2 separate regions of the Homo sapiens genome follow, and region 2 is linked to region 1. Evidence: chromatin loops called from intact Hi-C (ENCODE). Cell type or tissue: left ventricle myocardium inferior. All regions are shown on one strand. Links, peaks and the distances in the headings refer to the core of each region. The heading gives the core; the rest is flanking DNA. Region 1 holds the start of LINC02473 (long intergenic non-protein coding RNA 2473). Region 2 has its middle 31 kb from the start of MIR573.

What was found. Peaks named below come from ENCODE experiments on the same cell type or tissue, not always from the same donor. Only the 100,000 strongest peaks of a DNase experiment are listed, where the experiment ranks them.
Region 2: a loop joins it to region 1, with 3.0 times the contacts of the local background. A loop is called at or near these places in 2 of 110 quality-filtered maps.

The regions. Positions count from the first base shown.
Region 1 is chr4:24,659,147-24,669,042 of GRCh38, reverse strand. It overlaps LINC02473 (long intergenic non-protein coding RNA 2473), which reads right to left and starts at 9,143. Exons shown (of 2, transcript NR_183976.1): 1 at 9,000-9,143. In left ventricle myocardium inferior, for the core only: no CTCF peak of the experiment used is centred there; no DNase peak of the experiment used is centred there; H3K27ac peaks cover 1,653 bases; H3K27me3 peaks cover 1,148 bases.
Region 2 is chr4:24,484,273-24,494,168 of GRCh38, reverse strand. No RefSeq gene overlaps it. Among named protein-coding and RNA genes, the nearest start is that of MIR573, 31 kb to the left of the region's middle. RefSeq lists an enhancer at 5,187-5,236. In left ventricle myocardium inferior, for the core only: CTCF peaks have their summits at 5,105 and 5,304 (motif pointing left); DNase peaks (open chromatin) are centred at 4,108 and 5,278; H3K27ac peaks cover 545 bases.

The DNA.
Region 1 (9,896 bases), core at 2,149-7,148:
TGTAATCGGCTCCCACCCCAGGAGCCCCCAGCCAGCCGTACAGCGGAGGCATAAGCGTGGTTCCAGCAACAATCCTCAGTACGCTTTGAGAATTCTGAAATAAAACTTGTATCTCTTTCATTTATTTTCTTAAACTCTTAAAATTTCAGTTTTTAAAAATGAACTGGCCAGGGCCGGGCATGGTGGCTCATGCCTGTAATCCCAGCACTTTGGGAGGCCGAGGCAGGTGGATCACCTGAGGTCAGGAGTTCAAGACCAGCCTGGCCAACATGGCGAAACCCCGTGTCTACTAAAAATACAAAAATTAGCCAGGTGTGGTGGTGCACATCTGTAATCCCAGCTACTCAGGAAGCTGAGGCACGAGAATCGCTTGAACCCGGGAGGCAGAGGTTACAGTGAGCCGAGATTGGGCCACTGTACTCCAGCATGGGTGACAGAGCGAGACACTCTCAAAATAAATAAATAAATAAATAATAAAATAAATTAAAAAAATGAACTGGACTGCTGGGATACTGTAAAATACAGTGAATAAATTCCAGTTTCAAGAGTCATATAGACAATGATTAGATAGCCCATTTTTTCTGAGCATTTTCTATCTATTAACTTATTTCACCTTCATAGCAATGTCTCCATTTTACAGAGGAGAAAATAGAAGCACCAAAGAGAAGAAGGGCATCTTGCCTAAGGTTACCCAACTCATAAGAGAAACAGCCAGGATTTTAACCCTGGCAGTTTGGGTTAGGCTTTCAATAGTTTCCATCTGCTAAGTGGTCAATTAATATATTTATCATCCAGTAACCTCATTAAAAGACAGGAATAAGAACATCATCTTCAATATAGGGTTGCTATGAGATGATAAGAAGATGCAAGGAATGCATTTGGCTCTCAGCCAGGCACACAGTGAGCACTCAGAATGTATTAATATTTGCCCCTACTCAATTGCAAGGGGCCTATCAAGGGAAGTGCATATATCCCTTCAATATCTCACTATTGAATCTGATTTGGAAACTTCATCTTTGAGGTGTTCACCACTTTGTTCCTCCATAACGTTTAACCAACAAGGATTCCAACTATCTGGAGAGCAAGTGGGTTTGCTGTGTGTATGTGTGTCCACACCTTCAGGAACACCACCGGGTGCCTCCTGGCTGCACTCATTCACCTGGTATTCCACAGCCTGGGAGTTCCATGCTCATGTCCACTTCCAAGGTACAGAAGAGAGGACATGCTTTGAGCAGAGACCAAAGCAGGGACAAAAGGCAACCTAAACATTTGGCTTCATCTTTTCAGCACCAAGTTTCAACTCATATGTTGCTGGTGAGAAGCTATAAATTGGTGTAGGCTTTATAAAGAATTGGCAATGTCTATCAAAATTTTAAACATGCATATCTCATGACTCTGGAAGAAATTATATCAAATGTATAAGAGCACTGATAAACTGTTTCAAGGGCACTGTTTCAAGGGCACTGATAAACACAGATGAAAATCTATCTAGATGCCCATAAGTTATGGGATATCTATATAATGAAATAGAATGTTGCAAGAAATAATAAGATATTAGTAGCTCACTATACTGATAAGGAACACCACCAAGATATATAATTAAGTGAAAAAGCAAGATGTAGAACGTTATCACTTGTGTAAAAACTGTATCTATATATACACATATATACTACACATACACATATACACATATGAATATATGTGTGTGTATATATACATGTATACCTATGTATGTATACATAGGTATGTATATATAGATAGATAGATATAGATCTAGATCTAGATATAGATAGATATAGATCTAGATCTAGATATAGATAGATATAGATAGCCCTCTCTTAGTTTGGGTTCCTCCAGAATCACACTCTGAGATGTTCGCTTGCAATCCCAGGAAATTCCGATAGGAGAGTGGAGAAGTAAGGCAAGGAAGAAAAGGTAGTCAATTAAGGGAAAATATCAAGAACGTTACCACTGAGAGCAACTGGACGGCAATCCTGCAGGGTGAAACAAGCCAACAGTGTAGAACTCCCTTCAGAGTTATCTCACCTAAGATAAGCTGAGGTATTTATCCACCAACTTTCCACCTGTCTTTGGTTGTGGGCTACTTCCAGGAGCATTAACTCTTGGGCAATTCCAGTTTGCCAAAGGTGCTCCCAGGGCCAGAACAAAAAGCCCCCAGGCAGAAAAATTTGGATAGTCACAAAAAGCAGCCTTTGGTGTGTTGAGGTGAGAGACGATAAGATATTAGGTGGGGCACTAACAGGCAGAGTATGTTTGGAAGGAGATGCACAAGGTAGTAGGGGTGGGGAAGAGGAAGGAGAGCTATTAATAAGACTGAAAGAGAGGCATTTTCACTATGACCTCTATTGTTCTTTTGGAATGTTGTGATGTGCATATATCACCCATTCTCAAAGTAAATAAAATAATATAGAGAAATTAAATTGAGCCCCTGCACAGATGCACGAGGGGTGGGTGGCTAACAAGCATGGCTCCAGGGCACCCGGGCACTACTGACATTGTGAGCCAGATAATTCTGCCTTGTGCATTGTGGCATGTTTGGCAGCATCCCTGGCCTCTGCCCACTAAATGCCAGTGTACTCCCTCCCGAGTTGTGATCATCAAAAATGTTTCCAGACATTGCCAAATGTCCCCTGATATGGGTATGGCAGGGCAAAATCACTTCTTACCCTGTTGAGAATCTCTGCTCTAGGGAACCTGATGAGGTTAGTTATATCCCTCCAGTAAACTGAGGCACAAGGTGGTCTAATGCAGCATATCCAGAGCTCTGCATGAAGCCTGTGTACATGGAGGGACCACCCAGTTTATCCCATAAAAGGAGTGGAGAAGCTGTTGGTGGCTCTCTCCCCTGCCCTTCGCTATGGGCTCCCCCTCCAAGTACATACCACCCCTCACCTCCCATGCACGTGATTAACACAACCGACAGGACACTTGGAGGCAGCAGGTCTTGCTCACATAGACACCATGCAGGTATTTCAAGACACTGTGGTATAATCTGCTGCCCAACAGCGTTTGGGGAAGCTTTGCGTCTGACCTTGGACACAGCTGAATCAAATATGGCTCCTGCCTGAAGTAGCTCCCAGCTTCAGGGAGAAGCCAAGCGTGAAAGGTGAGCCTTCACAGCAAAGGGCTAGTCAGGCACTAAGAGGCTGGGCCCTTTCTCCTCCACCCTCCTTCCCTTTCTTTGCTCCCCTCTCCATTCTGTCTGCCCTTGGGAGCACTTCTCACTCTCCCAAATTATGCTTTTCATTTTATTTACTTGTTTGTTATTTGCCAGCCTCTACTAGAAGTAGCTCAGATGGAAATTGGGATGGGTTCAGTCCTGTTCTTGCTGTTACCACAGCATCAAGAACAGCAATTGGCACAAAGGAGGTGGTCAATAAATGCCTATTCATTGAATGGATGAATGAATATTCTGGAATATTGGAGAAGGAGGAGTGAAAACATAAATGAGGATGAGGGAAAAGAGAAAGAACAAGGCAGGAACCAGGACAGGAGACACCTGGAAGTCTCCAGGCATAGCTTCTACTGCTGAGAACTGGAATAAGATGAAAGCTCCTCCCCAACAAGGAGAGGGGCTACCTTCCCACCATCTCTTCCTTACCTCTTGCCAGTTGCCTTCCAGAAGCTAGAGCTGGACTGCCATTTCCAGGGTGTAACACCATCAGAAGCTGGTGGTATCTCTGAAATGAACTGACTTCAGATGGATTTGCATGGCTTTGTGCCCCACTTACCAGGTCCTTGCAGCATCTGCCATTTTTGCAAACAGGCAGTGGGGAAAAAAGGAGTCTTTGTTTCATCGGAATGAAAGCCAGCTTTTCCTGAGGCTGTGTAGAATAGTTGTGATTGTTTGGATCACTGTTGAGCAATGCTCATGCTCCCTCCTTCTGTGGGCCAAGTATATCTCCCTGCTCCACAGATGTTGGGCTCAGCATCATAGCTTCTTTTGACCAATGGAATGCTAGCAGACACAATATGACTAGAGACCTTAAATGCACTCACCGATGAGGGCTTGGTTCTTACATTCTGGTATTCTCCCAAGGGAAGAGCATACCCTGCACAGCTACTGCCCTTTCAGAGTGAAAACACATGGAGTGGACTTGAACCCAACTCCCAGCCTAGACCCTATCCCACGGGAATCACAGCTTGAAGCAGAGGCATGCAACTGAGCCCAACTGGGATCACCCATACCACAGTCATCCTACAGAACCATAAGCATGAGAGTAAATTCTGGTTGTAAGCCACTGAGTTTCTACGTGGATTGTCAAGCAGCATTATGTGGCAATAGAGGATTGACTCCATATTATTCACATTATTAGCAATGCCTGGTCCAAAGTCAGGCATGAGCTGTAATAATGGCTCTTTCTCTATAGCTACACAGCTTTGGGCAAGTTAGCTAAACTTTTGAGCCTCAGTTTCTTAAACTATATATAAAAAAGTAATAATAGCATGACTTTCAGCACTGTTGTCAGGATTAAATGTGATCATCTATATAAAATGCTTAGCATAGCCTCTGGCCCAGAGTAAAGATTCTATAAATCAGAGATCACAAATTGGAAGTGTGTCTTCAAAAAATTCAATTAATTGTCTCTATTGGGATCAATTACCAACTGCCAACTGGGAAATTCTGTATTTTAAAAAATCCAGATTTATATCTTCTCTTGAAAAATCAGAAAATCTTGTGACACCGAGCCAGCATTCCTATACAGCAACAATGGATAGAGCCGGGGGTAGCATATCACTGTGTGTAGAGTAGAAAACCTGACCACAGGGGCTTAAATAAGTAAGGGGTTAATTTTCTTCTTGCAGCTAGATGTCCAGGGCTGGCAGTGAGGCTGAGCAATGCCAGCAGGGACCTAGGCTCCTCAGCCTTGCTGCTCTGCTGTCTTTAAGCATGAAGTGTTTGGTCCTCATGATCTCAAGATGGCTCCTGCACAGCAAGCTATGGCATCTGTGTTTCAGGCAGGAAAAGGAGGAGGGAATGGCAAAGGAGCAAAGGACAAAATCTCTCCTAGCAAGACTTTGCTTTTTTATACAAGAAAGGAAGACTTTCCAGGGACTTCCACTTATGTCTTACAGGTTAGAAGTGAGGCAGCCTGGGCAACATGGTGAAACCCCTTCTCTACAAAAAATTAAAAAATTAGCCAGGCCTGGTGACATGCACCTGTAATCTCACTCAGGAGGCTGAGGTGGAAGGATCGTTTGAGCTTGGGAGGCAGAGGTTGCAGTGAGCTGAGGTCGCACCACTGCACTCCAGCCTAGGAAACATAGCGAGACCTGGACACACACACACACACACACACACACACACACACACACAAAAGAAATAAGGGAGGGAGGAGGGAGAGCATCAGGAAAAATAGCTAATGCATACTGGGCTTAGTACTTAGGTGATGGGTGGATAGTTGCAGCAAACCACCATGGCACATGTTTACCTATGCAATAAACCTGCACATCCTTCACATGTGCCCCAGAACGCAATAAAATAATAAAATAAAATAAAATAAAATGAAACAAAATAAAATAAAATAAAATAAGGAAAGAAAAAACAGGAGAACAAAAAAGAAAGAAGGAGTTAGAAAGATGTTGAGTAACTCAAGCTAGAGTCTCTCAGTTTAGCAACTCTCCCAAGCCATTTACCTTCCCTCCATGGCCCCTGAGTTTGCCTGTGTTTGCAGCTCCTGCCATATGTGGTATCTGTTTTGATTACTCTCAGCTGAATCGGGCACAGTTTTGGAGTGCACTCTTCAGTCTCCCTTCTGGCTTAGCCCTTCTAAGCTCATGACAGAACTGAATGTCCAAGGTCCCCCACACCCCAGCTACTTTGCCACATTCTTTGCCTTTAGCCTCTCGTCTAGGGCAGGGGCAATAGACAGTGTGCTCAAAGAAGAAATGGGAAGTTTCTGGGCCACCTCTTAAAGATAGCTTTGAGCATACTAGCCATATTCTTGATGCAGCCTTGGCTAAAACTGAGAAAATACTTTTCCCTTCCACTCTCTTTGTCCTGTTTTTTTCCTTTAGATGGACATTGATAGTTTCATGCCATTTTTCAAGGCAGGCGACTGAAGTTCCAGGAGGTGACCTCTATTTACTACAATAAAATTAGTGATTTATAGAAAGTCAGAATTCTGCAATTCCCCAAACTCCCCTTTTATCCCTAACTACTGTGTCAACAAAGCACCCAGCATCCAGCCTGGTTCAAAGGTCTGAACTGTGTAGCAAAATAAATCATTTTAAAAATCCCAATAGTAGTGTATGGTGTGAGCATTCTTAACTTGAATTGAGTAAGGAGGAAGAGAGCAGATGCAGCCAACCTTGGCTGTGGTTTATTACTCAAGTTGATGTGGGGCAGAGAAGATTGGATATTTAATGTCAATGATACCGTGAGAGGGGGTGAAAAATTCCAAGTTCCACTAGAAAATAACAAGGTAAAATTTAGGTCCCATAAGCCCTAGCCTATTTTTTCTTTCCTCCCCCTCCCCGACTGTCACTCTCCCAGTTTTTTAACCTTCTTCCTTTCCTCTCTTCCTCCCTCCCTGCCTGCTGGTCTATTTCTGAGTCCACTGTTGAAGGCCTAGCAAATTTTTTAGTAGGGCCCTAATTTAAGTTCCTCATTGACATTCTAATATATGCAGAATGCCGATCCCAAACTCACTTATTCAAATGCACTGGATGTTGTGCTTTACATCACAATGTTCAAACCTAAATCTCTGGAGTGCACAGAGCTGCCCAGGGTCTGTGTGTGTGGGGGCGGGGGGGGGGGGGCGGGGAGGTGGGGTTTGCCTTGTTTTGACAAATTTGTGCATTAAAGGTGGTCACTGCTCCAGGCAGCTCAGGAATCCTGGAGAGGAAAGTCCTGTCCACGAGATAGGGGAGTAAGCTTGACGAGTCTGGCTGTTCAGTTACATCAGCTCACTGCAGTTTAGCAAATTAGTTTTGAGCTCCTATTACATTTAGGCGCAGTGCTTGGTGCTGGGGATACAAAGACTCACAAGGTATCATCCTCCCCTCAAGAACTCACCACCTAGAGGTGGGGATGGACCCCAAATAAATGATATGCCCTTCCAGAGGAGCTCTACATCTCCTAAGACCTGTGCTCCTTGAACTTTAATGTGCACACAAATTCCCTGTGGTTCCAGTGAAATGTCAGTTTAGATTCATTAGGTGAGGGTGGGCTCTGAGATTCTGCAGGTCTGATGAGCTCCTGGGTGATGCCCAGGCTGCTGGCCAGGGGCCACACTTTGCCCATTCTAAGGTTGGGTGTCCGCTGTGAAGAGGCAGCCTAGAGGGCTGCTGAGTAAGAAAAGCCCCAGGGGCCAGGCATGGTGGCTCACACCTGTAATCCCAGCACTTTGGAAGGCCAAGGCGGGCAGATCACTTGAGGTCAGGAGTTCAAGACCAGCCTGACCAACATGGTGGAACCCTGTCTCTACTAAAAATACAAAAATTAGCCGGGCATGGTGGCGCATGCCTGTAATCTCAGCTACTCAGGAGGCTGAGGCAGGATTCAACCACTCGAACCTGGGAGGCGGAGGCTGCAGTGAGCTGAGATTGCTGTACTCCAGCCTGGGCAGCAGAGCCAGACTCGGTCTCCAGAAAAAGAAAGAAAAAAAAAAGCCCCAAGGAGCAAGTAGAGGCTGTGTCTTCAGAAGCTTGTGCACTTAAGAAGCATGTGCCTCCACTCAGAGTAAGGAGTGCAAACTCCTTTTCCAGGCTTTACCCATCTTCGTAAGGCCACCTGTCTCAGTGTCTGTGGCGTGTGAACCAGAGCAACTCCATCTTGAATAGGAGCTGGGTAAAATGAGGCTAAGGCCTACTGGGCTGCATTCCCAGATGGTTAAGGGATTCTAAGTTACGGGATGAGACAGGAGATACAAGACACAGGTCATAAAGACCTTGGTAATAAAACAAGTTGCAGTAAGAAACCACTGAAAACCCATCAAAACCAAGATGGTCATGAGAGTGACCGCTGGTCATCCTCACTACTACACTTCCACCAGCGCCATGACAGTTTATGGATGCCATGGCAATGTCAGGAACTTACCCTATATAGTCTAGAAAGGGGAGGCATGAATAATCCACTCATTGTTTAGCATATGATGGAAAAATAACCATAAAAATAGACAACCAGCAGCCCTCTGGGTGTTCTGTCTATAAAGCAGCCATTATTTTATTCCTTTATTTTCTTAATAAACTTGCTTTCACTTTTTTGTATGGCTCACCCTGAATTCTTTCTTGCACAAGATCCAAGAACCCTCTTTTAGGGTCTGGATCGGAACCCCTTTCCTGTAACAATGGCGTTGCCATAAACCAAAGGAGCATTTTTCGGCTGTAGCCTGAGTGATTTGACTGTTTCCGGAGGCAAATATTTGAAAATGAAACAGCAAACCAGTGCCTAGGGTTAGGGGAGAGTCAGTGCATTCTAATTATTAGGTCACCCTTCATTTCTCTTTTCTGTCTTCATTGGAAAAAGAAGGCCAGGTGCAGTGGCTCACGCCTATAATCCTACCACTTTGGGAGACCAAGGTCGGAAGATCACTTGAGCCCAGGAATTTGAAACCAACCTGGGCAGTACAGTGAGACCTTGTTTTACTTAAAAGAGAGAGAGAAAGAGAAAGGAAAAAGGAGTTTTTTTAGTGCCCTGCATATTCTGGAAGTCTCCATGGAGGCTCTTTTCTCCCTTGCTCCTTGTCTCTTAAAGGTTACTGTAGATGCTAGAGCCTGTTTTGTCCTTCTGAATCTCTATTTAGAAAACTTTTCCTTCTCATTTCTTGTAAAGGATCGTGTCAGGGACCCACCATGTGGAAAATCTTTGGAAGATCAATGAGTTCCCAGTCCACAAAGCTCCAAATGTGTGCTATTGTATCAGCTATCTATTGCCATAGCTGAGGCTGTATAACAAACAAGACCTCATAAGCAGTATACTTATTGCTCATGCATCTGGTGGTGGTCAGCTTGCAAATTCTGCTGGTTTCACTCACATATCTGAAGGTCATCCAGTTGTCAGAAGATCTAGGCTGGTCCTGGCTAGTCAACTGGAGAGACTGGGGCGCTGCTCTGGGTACTGTCTTCCAGCAGGCTCTCCCAGGCATGTTTTCACAGCAATGGTGGAGGCTCAGGAGTGCAAGCAGACACGTAGTGCTTTTTTCCAAGCTTACACTTGCATTATGTCTGCTAAAATCCCATTTGTCAAAGAAAGTCACATGGCTTGGCAGAGTCAGAGTTGGGAGTGTACTGCAAAGTTACTTCAGTAAAGGGCATGGATATGGGGAGGAGAGAAAAACTAGAGCCATGAATGCAATCCATCTACCACATCTTTCACATGCAACAGTGTAACTTTACACTTGTAGTTAAGCTGATCCAAGCAATATCTTTGCATACAGCAAACAGCTACCCTTCTCTGCTCCCAGAAAGACAACAGCTGCAGAAAGTCAAGAGCAAACAAAGGCATCTGAGAGGAGGGAGAGCAACAGTATTTACTGACAATGCTCTATTCATAATCCACATTTAATTCAAACTCAAAAGGATGCATTTACAATCTGCCAGGTTTTAACAGCCCCACCCTTTAAGTGGCATCTATGCAGCAGTAGAAATAGTAAGCTTTCTGCCTCCTTCAAAAGCAAGGGCCTGAGCTCACAAGGTAAACAAAGGGTAATGAAACAGCAAATGGCAGAGTGTCAAGTTGTTGGAAGGTGTCTAGCGGAATGCCATGGGGACACGGTTTCATTCTGGTCTCATTTAACATCCTCATTAATGATCTGGAAGAGGGAGTAAACAGCACCTTAATTATAATCACAAGTGATGCTAAATTAGGATTTCTTGCCTGCATCAAAAGAAGGGACTCTGAAAGGACCAAGTGGGAGATGGAATTCCAGCTT
Region 2 (9,896 bases), core at 2,643-7,642, 180 kb after region 1:
GGCTGAGGCAGAAGGATTCGGGAGGTGGAGGTTGCGGTGAGCTGAGATCGTGCCATTGCGCTCCAGCCTGGGCGACAGAGCAAGACTTCGTCTCAAAATAATAATAATAATAGTATGCACCAGAGAACGTTGGGGTGAGGACTGAATGAGCTCATGCATGTCATGATTTAGCAGACCACTTGGCACATTAATAGTAGCTATTGTCATGGGATGCTTCCTAATCCTTCTGCACACAACAGCCATTAAAAAACTGGGAGACCACTGCTGTGATGCTCTCCTACCACTCCAACCCCTGTGTTTTCTTTTTCAAATGTACATCTATGCCTGCCAGGAGAACTTCTGCTTCCTTAGTCTGCATGAGGTCTGCACAACTGGCCTGGCCTGTCTCTTCTTTCAACCTCCCATGTGCACTCCGCAGTGACACAACGCCTGATTCCCCAAACACACTGCCCCTGAAGGAACCTCTCACTTAGTGTCCTCACCTAGTTGTCTAATAATGGGCTCCTTCCTTTTCCACTGCAGTCCCCCAGCCTCCACCCTCCCCAGCAGGTCACATCCTGCCCGTCTTCCCTCCATTTTAAAACCTTCCCTTACTGCTCTGTCTGTTAGTGTCTGTGCCAACACTTGGCACTTGATTATTATTTTTTGAGACAGAGTCTCACTCTGTCACCCAGGCTGGAGTGCAGTGGCATGATCATGGTTCACTGCAGCCTTGACATCCTGGGCTCAAGCTAGCCTCCCACTTCAGCCTCCCCAGTAGCTGGGATTACAGGCATGTGCCACCACACTTAACTAATTTTGTGTGTGTGTGTGTGTGTGTGTGTGTACAGGCATGTGCCACCACACTCGACTAATTTTGTGTGTATGTGTGTGTGTGTGTGTGTGTGTGTGTGTGTGTGTGTATATATATATATTATTTTTTATTTTTTATTTTTTCTGTAGAGACAGAGTTTCACCATGTTGCCCAGGGTGGTCTTGAACTCCTGGGCTCAAGTGATCCACCCCCTTCGGCCGCCTTGAGGAATGGATAATACTTTAAATACATCTTTTCCCTTCCTTAGTACCTGTTTTGATGACTTTCCCTGAACTGTCTTCTTCATCCTCATTTTCTTCCATCTCTTCATTCCCTTCACTATTCTTTTCCTCCTCTTCGAAAAACTGGTAGCTTTTGTAATAAGAGCGAGGTGCAGTGGCTCACACCTATAATTTCAGAGCTTTGGGAGGCTGAGGTGGCGGGATACTCAAGCCCAGGACTTTGAGGTCAGCCTGGACAACATAGTGAAACCCCGTCTCCACAAAAAATTTAAAAATTAGCTGGGAATGGTGGTGCATGCCTGTACTACCAGCTATTTGGGAGGCTGAGGTGGGAGGATCCCTTGAGCCCAGGAGTTGGAGGGTGTAGTGGGCCATGATTAGGCTGCAGCACTCCAACCTGGGTGACAGAGAAAGACTCTGCCTCTTAAAAAAAAGAGTGCAATAAAGAGTGGGTGATTCCGTAAGTCTTAACCACTCTTAACTACTTAATTATTCATATAGTCCTTTCATTCACACCCACCCGTCCAGGTATCCATCTACCCACCCACCGACCTATCCACTCATCCATCAATCCAGTCCCCACCTATCCATCCATCCACCCATTCATCCATCCATCCAAAGAGTTACCTACCTACTCACACACCCATCCATCCATCCATCCAGTCCCCACTCATCCATCCACCCAACCAGTCCCCATCCATCCATCCATCCATCTGTCCATCCAGTCATCCATCCATCCATCCATCCATTCATCCATCTGTCCATCCATCTGTCCATCCAGTCATCCATCCATCCATCCAACCAGTTACCCACACACCTATATCTATCTATCCATTCATCCATCCATCATTCCATCCACCCATGCATCCATCCAGTCACCAACTCAGCTATCCATCCATTTGTCCATTTAGTCACCTACTCATTAACCCATCTACCCATTCATCCAGTCACCCACCCATCCATTCATCCACCCATCTATTCATTCAGTCACCCACCCACCCATCTACCCATCCATCCAGTCACTCACACACCCACCCACCTATGCATCCATCCAGTCACCTACCCATCCATCCATCCATCCATCCATCCATCCAACCATTCACCTACCCACTCACACACCCATCCATCCATCCAGTCCCCACTCATCCATCCATCCATCCGTTTGTCCATCCATCCATCCATCCATCCATCCATCCATCCATCCATCCAAGTCACCCACCCACTAACATCCACCCATCCATCCTGTCATCCATCCATGCATGCATCCGGTCACCAATCTACCTATCCATTCATTTGTCCATTTAGTCACCCACCCATTCATCCATCCACCCATTAATCTAGTCACCCACCCATCCACCCTTTCATCTATTCATCCAGTTACCCACCCACCCATCTACCCATCCATCTATTCACCCATCCATCCAGTCACCCACCCACCTATGCACCCATCCAGTCACCTACCCATCCATCCCTCCCTCCCTCCCTCCCTCCCTCCCTCCCTCCCTCCCTCCCTCCCTCCCTCCCTCCATTTCACTAGCAGACCTTCCCTATTTTGCCCCAGGCACTGTACATAGGTTTTTGCTATGCAAGAGAATCTTATAGAGTCATGAGGGAAACAGGTATAAACCATACAATACAAACCGTTAAGTAAGAAAGCAAAGGGGAATAAACCAGCCAGTGGGGAGAGGGAGGCAGGGAATGATCTTATGTGTCAGGCATATAGGTGGTGCCTGCTAAATGTTGATCATTTGTTGATTAATTTGGCTCCTTTTGCTCCCCAGGAAAAGCATCTGCTCCCATGATGAAATGAGACCATGTGGGTAAATATATTATGTCAACTCTAAAGCTCTTACAAATGTAAGGAAATGTGCCTGTGGTTATCTGACAGGTGAAACACCTGAGGCAATGCCTAACACATAGTAGGTGCTAAGTCCATAAGTGCTTTTAGTAAAGACAACTGTCAAGGACCCAGCTGGTGCGCTGGCCTTGCTAATTTAAAGGAAAAAATCTTTAACATTATGAAAACATTCCCTCTTTCCTATTCAGTCTCATAGCAGTGATATAACTGAAGCCAGAGGGAGGACATATTTTCATGAGAATTCTCCATTGTCTACAACTTTTGTTTTATTTTAGGCTAGAATCAGAGGTGCTTTCTTTTGCACCCATGCAAACTCACCATTCATTCTACTTTTCTACTACCTATTTTCTCTATAGCATATTTTGTGGATTTTTTTCCCTAATACATTTTCTAATAATTAAAGATACTGGAGACAGGAAAACAGGGTTGCTGTGTGACTTGGGATGAGTTTCTTAATGTGTCCAAGGTCAAAGTCTTAATTCTCACATTTGTACAATTAAAGAAAATTGTGACGATTATAGGAGATAACATATTCAAAGTACCTACTTTGGTGCCATCACTTATAGTGGCTCAATAAAATTGTGTTCCAGTTATCTATTGCTGTTTAACAAATAATCTCACATTTAGTGGCTTAAAGCAACCATTTTACTGTATTTCATGAATGTAGGATCAGATCATTTAGGGGTGAGAAGCGTAGGGCGTGGCTGGATGACTTGTTGGTTTTCCAACTACTTCTAAGATGGCTTATTTACATGGCTGGCAAGATGGTGCTGGCTGTTGGCTGGAGCTCAACCAGGGCTCCATGTGGCCTCTCCATGGGGCTGCTTGGTCTTCCTCACAGAAAGGTAGCTGGGTCCCAGGACTGAGTGTTCTAGGAGACTGACAGAAGCTGCAAGCTTCTTAAGATTTAGCCTCAAAAGTCCCAGAAGAGTACGGTTGCCGCATTTTCTTGGTCAAGTGAGCCATTATGACCAGCTCAGATTCAAGGGGAGGGAAATTAGACCCCACCTATTGAAAGGGGAAGTATCAAAGGATTTGTGGCCATCTTTAACCCATCAGGAACAGTAGATGTTCTTTTTCATTGTACTCCATTCTGAGGCATGAAGTCAGCATGAGCCACCAGGTTCGTGTGCTGACTGCAGGGTCTCTCAAGGTCAATCCCTGCAGCTGTTCCAGCTGTGGAAAGCAGCTGGTTCCTCACTTGTCTCTGCTGGCCTCTCACTGAACTGGAGAATGCAGCTTTGGGAGCCAGCCATGGGTCTAACCATCTGTCTCTGTGGACTGTACTCTCTAAGCCATTCAGTACAATCGTAGCAAAACTTTTTTCCATTGTGTGTGTGTGTGTGTTGATGAATACAGCAAGTTCATGATTAAACTCACATTCCATGCTAAGATCCAGCTCTGAGCATGCTTTGGAGATTAAGGACTCAAAATGTAAAATTTTTACCCCATGGTGTGAAACATCTTGGTTACCATGATAGTTTGTCTTCTGGATTACATTTTGGAGTCATCCTGAATGCTGAAATGGTTCTTCATATCCTAAAGACTTTAGGTTTCTGTATGGTTCTGGGTCTGTTTTTGTTTCATAACTCAGACTTTCCATAAATACCCTACTTGGACGCACTTTCCTCTGTCTTTGAGACATCTATGTCAATCCCTTATTTGAATGTGTGAATTCCCATTCCTTCACTTTCAGTATGTTCCTAATGTTCTGAAGCAAGCTTATTTTTAAAAAATGAATAGATGTCATATGTATGTAACAACCCTGATGTCCAATAGGCTGGCCAAGTGCTCAACTAGATTAAACAAAGTCAAGCAAACAGGTTTCTTTACTGCAGGACTTCCCACGACCTTTAACATATTCACCAGTATTTTGTATTTCAGAAAGAACAGTAAATGCCACATTTCAAATACTTCTATGACCTCAGAGACCTTTTTTACAGAGGACCTTTCAGGATTTATGTTCTGTGGGACACACTTTGGGAAACACAGGCTTAAACTTACGCCCCTTTTTGGGGGAAGGTGTATGTGACCCACCATTTTGTCAGTGTCCACATGTCTGGTGTCTGCACACCTTCCTTTCCAACAGTCAAAGCTGAGTATTGCCCTTTACAGGGACCCTTTAGGTGGCCTGCTAGAGTAGGAGAAGCCTCGTTTCCATCACAATTTCCACTTTCAGCTCTGGGATCCTGGGCCGATTAACTAACCCCCCTAAGCCTCAGAATACCTAGGTTTAATATGGAGAAATACAACCTCCTCAGCCGGGGCAATGTTAGATTACATGTGGTAGTGCATCCAGAGATGGGCCTGGGAGAGTGCCTGGAACGTGTTAGCCCCCTCTTCCCTTCCTAGTAGTTCCAGGACTGAACCACCACGGGGATCGATGAGTGAGCACGCTCGCCCCCTAGTGGGCATTTCTGCCTTGACCTCCTGAGCCAACCCATCCTTAAAGAGGACTGGATGGCCTCTATCGTCCTAGTTGGTTTATTTACCAGCTGTTTTGAACTGGTGTGAGGGCAATTCATGTTAGGGTAACAAGGCAATAGATCATTTAAATGAAGGCGACAGGTTTGAGAATAGGGATGGTGAATTCTTTCTCCAGTAAGGGGCAAAGTACCATCCCCTTTTTACAGATGCTGGCCTTGAGGTCTCAGAAGGGACAGCAGGAGACTGGGACTCATGGATGGGCCGTTTGCACACATCTAAATGCTTGTGTGGACAACCGAGAGCGAGATCTTCCTAGTGCCTTTATCACACGTGGTTCTTAATTTGGAAGTGCGGGGAGAGGTGTGAATTGCCTTGTTCTGTCTGTGATTCAAGGTAATCTCTATCATGTAAGTGTCTTGCAAAGAGGAGGCAGTAGGCAAGAAACCAAAGTTATTGTTTATCGACAGCTTGCTCTGTCAGGTATCTTCCTTAGTGTTTTATGTATTTAATCCTTGCAGTAAGCCTTGGAAGATGGTAGAAAAGACTCTCATTCCCATTTTACAGCTGAGGAAATGGAAGCCTAGAGCATTTGAGTGGCTTGCTTAAGGTCACAGAGCCACATGTGGAATAAAACCAGCACTGAAACCCACATGTCCCGATTTCACACCCATGTACTTAAGCAGGACTCCAATCTGCCTCTCTGAAAATCACTTGTTGGCCACCTGGTCAACCAACAAGTATTTATTGGGTCACTGCTGTGTGCCCACTCCTGTGCCAGAGCTGGGGAGGAGACAAAGGATTCAGGAGACTGTTTGGTATCCAGGATTGCTCCAAAATTGGTTCTGACTTCTTAATAAAGGGTAAAATCCCTGAGGAAATACTGAATGATGAAATTTAAAAGAGTGAGTTTTTCAAAGTAGGAAGAAACTGGTTAATAGCAGGCTGAAGGGCAAACATGTTTAAAAAAAGAACCAACCCAGGAAAAATCAACACTGTATTAGTGACACATATGATTTGTATGCCTGTGAGCAGGAAAATGTGAAAGAGGGAGAGAGAGATGTCTTCTTGAGTAAATGAAGCATAGAAGTTCATTAGGACTATAAAAAAGTGTTAAAAGAGGAAACCCTGCCTTTGGAGAATCAAGGGATTGTAATATAAACTATGTCAGGTAGGTGCAAATTGGAAACTAGAGATGCAAAGGCAAGATCTGAGGAATACATTTACAAAAACACTAGATAAATAATAAATTATTAAATATGTTAAAAGCTAAAAGGATCTTCGTGTCTGCAAGGCTCTTAAATTCAAGAGAAAAAAATGCCAGGCTGGTCTGGTCCGAGAGGGTAAAGGGAGGGGAATGGAGACGGTCTGGCTGGATTAGTCCTTCCTCTGAAGACACAGGAATACACCCCGGGTAGAATGTTCACAGGAAATCATTAGGCCCAGAGCACACACAAGTCCCCCAGGAAAATGCAGGAACAAGTTAAACACACCAGGGCATTTGAGAGATGGGAGGTCTCCTATCCCTGTCCTCGTTCTGTGCCCAGGAGACCAAGGCTGGTGTGAGAACCCACTGCCTGGTGCTGGGAGATCTGGGCCCACCAAGACCCCTCTCTCCCTACTCTGGAGTGACCTTCAGCCCTTCGGCTGTCATCTTTGTTTCTGGCGGCTCAGACAGAAAATCTGCAGGCAGTCGGGCTTGGGAGACTGTATGAAGGTGCGCCTACTTTGGCGTGCTTCCTCCCTAAGCTTCTGCAACCCCCTGTTCCCTGTCCTGCCTGGACTCTGGGTTTTATCCACAGTAGACCAGAAGACCCTATGGCCAGCAGAATAGCCAGGTGGGATGAGCAATAGGATTTAAGGTGAGTCTCAGCTCAGTGTCTTAACTAGTCATGTGACCTTGGGCAAGCGACTTGAACGCTCTCTTGTAAAATGAGAATGATAATGAGGATGATGATGATAGTACTTCATTGAATTCTACAGATATTTGTGGAATACCTGCTTTGCCAAGCGCAACACCATCCTGCCTGTATGGAGGTTGCAGTGTGGCTCGGTGTGGCCTAGGAGATGGCCTTCTGGCCCCTCTCTACGTGTATCGCAGGCTGTCTGTTGGGCATTTTCCCCAAGAACTTTAGCAACATGAGTTGATTTCACATCATTGCCATTCTATGAGGTAGTTATTATTATGATTCTCATTTTACACCCCAGGAAACTGAGATGGGCAGGGGCTAAATAACTAGCCCAAAGACACTCAGCTGGAAAGAGGTGGCACTCATTTCTAAACCCACGTCCCTGATGTCTGAGCTTGGGCTCTTTACTCCTACTTTATACATGGATCCAACAGTCACATGGACAATTGTGCAATTGTAGCTTTGATAGGCAGGACGCAGGAGGAAGATACAGAGCTTGGTGAGCCCATAATATGGGCTTTTCACTGAGGAAGTGACACAAGCTGAGATCTGAGGACGAGGTCAGAGCTGACCAGGGGAAAATGGAAGAAAGAGTGGTTCCTGAGGCAAAAAGGCTTGAAGACTGTTGTGGGGACTGAGTACATGAACGAGAAAAGGACCCAGCCCAGAGCGAGCTGCCTACCTGGCTGTGTGACCTCTCGGAACCTCGGTCCCCTCGTCTGTAAAATGGGGAGAACAGGAGGTAGGAAGATGAAGGTAGGCAATGGATATAAATGTAGTCAGAGCCATTGTTAACACAATTTACTTCCATGGACAAAGAAAGTTGAGAGAGAAAGAATTTTTCCCCAAGGGCCTCTACCACAACAGTGACATCAACTGAGAGTTGAGAAAGGTCAAAGATGGTCATGGGTGACCCAGTTAGCCTTCTCCCTCAGTCTATCAGAGTAAACAGACCAACTGAGAAGCCAAAGGTCATTCCTCTGAATTTTCCAAGTTGCTCTTGTGGAGAGACTTAGTAAATGATGTGCCAAGTATTATCTAGATCTTAATCATAATATGGTGACAATACCCAACAGGCTCACAAATATGTGTCGTTTGTGAAATCTCAGGAATCTCCTTATTCTCCTGTTGATTAATGCTGATGTCTTTTTTTTTTTTTTTTTTTGTGGGACGGAGTCTTGCTCCGTCGCCCAGGCTGGAGAGCAATGGCGCAATCTCGGCTCACTGCAGCCTCCGCCTCCCAGGTTCAAGTGTTTCTCCTGCCTCAGCCTCCTGAGTAGCTGGGATTACAGGGGCGTGCCTCCATGCCTGGCTGATTTTTGTATTTTTAGTAGAGGCAGCGTTTTGCCATGTTGGCTAGGCTTGAACTAACCTTGAACTCCTGACCTTAAGTGATCTGCCTGCCTTAGCCTCCCAAAATACTGGGATTACAGGCATAAGCCACCACACCCGGACACTGATGTCTTAATATTCCAGACTGGATGCTTCAAAGGGCAGGCCAATCAAACCCTGAGAGCTGATGTCAACAGTAGAGATTACAGTATCCTCCAGGTGCTTTCCATAGTTATTCCATTTCATGTTGACAGCAGCCCTGCTCTAAGCAATTGCAAGCCCATTTTACAGATGAGGTGACTGGGACTCTGTCAAAGGCCACACGCGGGACAGAGCCAGGCTCACCCCCGCCAGCCCTGGCTCACAAGCCTTGCTGTTTCCACTCTGCCTGCACTGTCTCATGCTCTTTATGAGACTTCTAAAAATAAAAAATGCTTCTGCTCACCATTCCCTCAGGTTAGCACTAAGCTTTTGTTTGATGTTAAGAGCTTTAGATAAATCTGACTCTAGATTACTGTGTGATGACTTCCTCTTGTCATCTGGGTATCACTTCAAATCTTACCTCCTCAAACAGTTTTCCAGAATAATCACTGCCACTCACACTCATCACACCACAGAGTGGAATTGTTTTTCTAGCACTTGCCAATATCTCAAATCATCTTGGTCATGTATTTGCTTACTTATTTCATTGCGAGTCTCAACCCACTGGACTGTAAGTTGCACAGCAGTGAGAATCGTATGGGTCTGCCATTCTTCACTGAGACCAGCAAATACCCTGATTGCAGTAGGTGCTCAGTGTGTGTACTTCTGAGAGCACTGTGGGGCGGACAGCGCCTAGGGCTTGAAGGCAGGTTGTGGTCATTCCAACTACCCTCCGCCAGCCTACTGAGCACCCAAGCCTCGATTTTCTCATCTGTAAAATGGAGATAATAATAGACAACAAATACTATGCAGCCACCAAAAGTGATGTTGTGCAAAACTATGGAATGGCGAGGACAGATATTCATGATGTGGTAAATGGAAAATAATCAGGCAGTGAAACAGCACGTCAGGATGAACCATGAAGAACACAGAACATGGGTTTTTTAGGCAGGGGCTGTGCTGTGGGCTGCCTGGTTTCCACCCTGAATTCCCCATTTACTAGTTGTGAGACCTTGGGTATATTACACTTTTTGTGCCTCAGTTTCCTCATTTATAAAATGCAGATGATAAGCGTCTATGTCAAAGGGTTGTGAAAATTCATGAGTTAAGAGTGTGTTAGAGGGGTGTTTAACACATAGTAAGAGGCTAAAAAAGACTAGCTATTGTTATTGTCATCACTACTATTGTTCTATTAT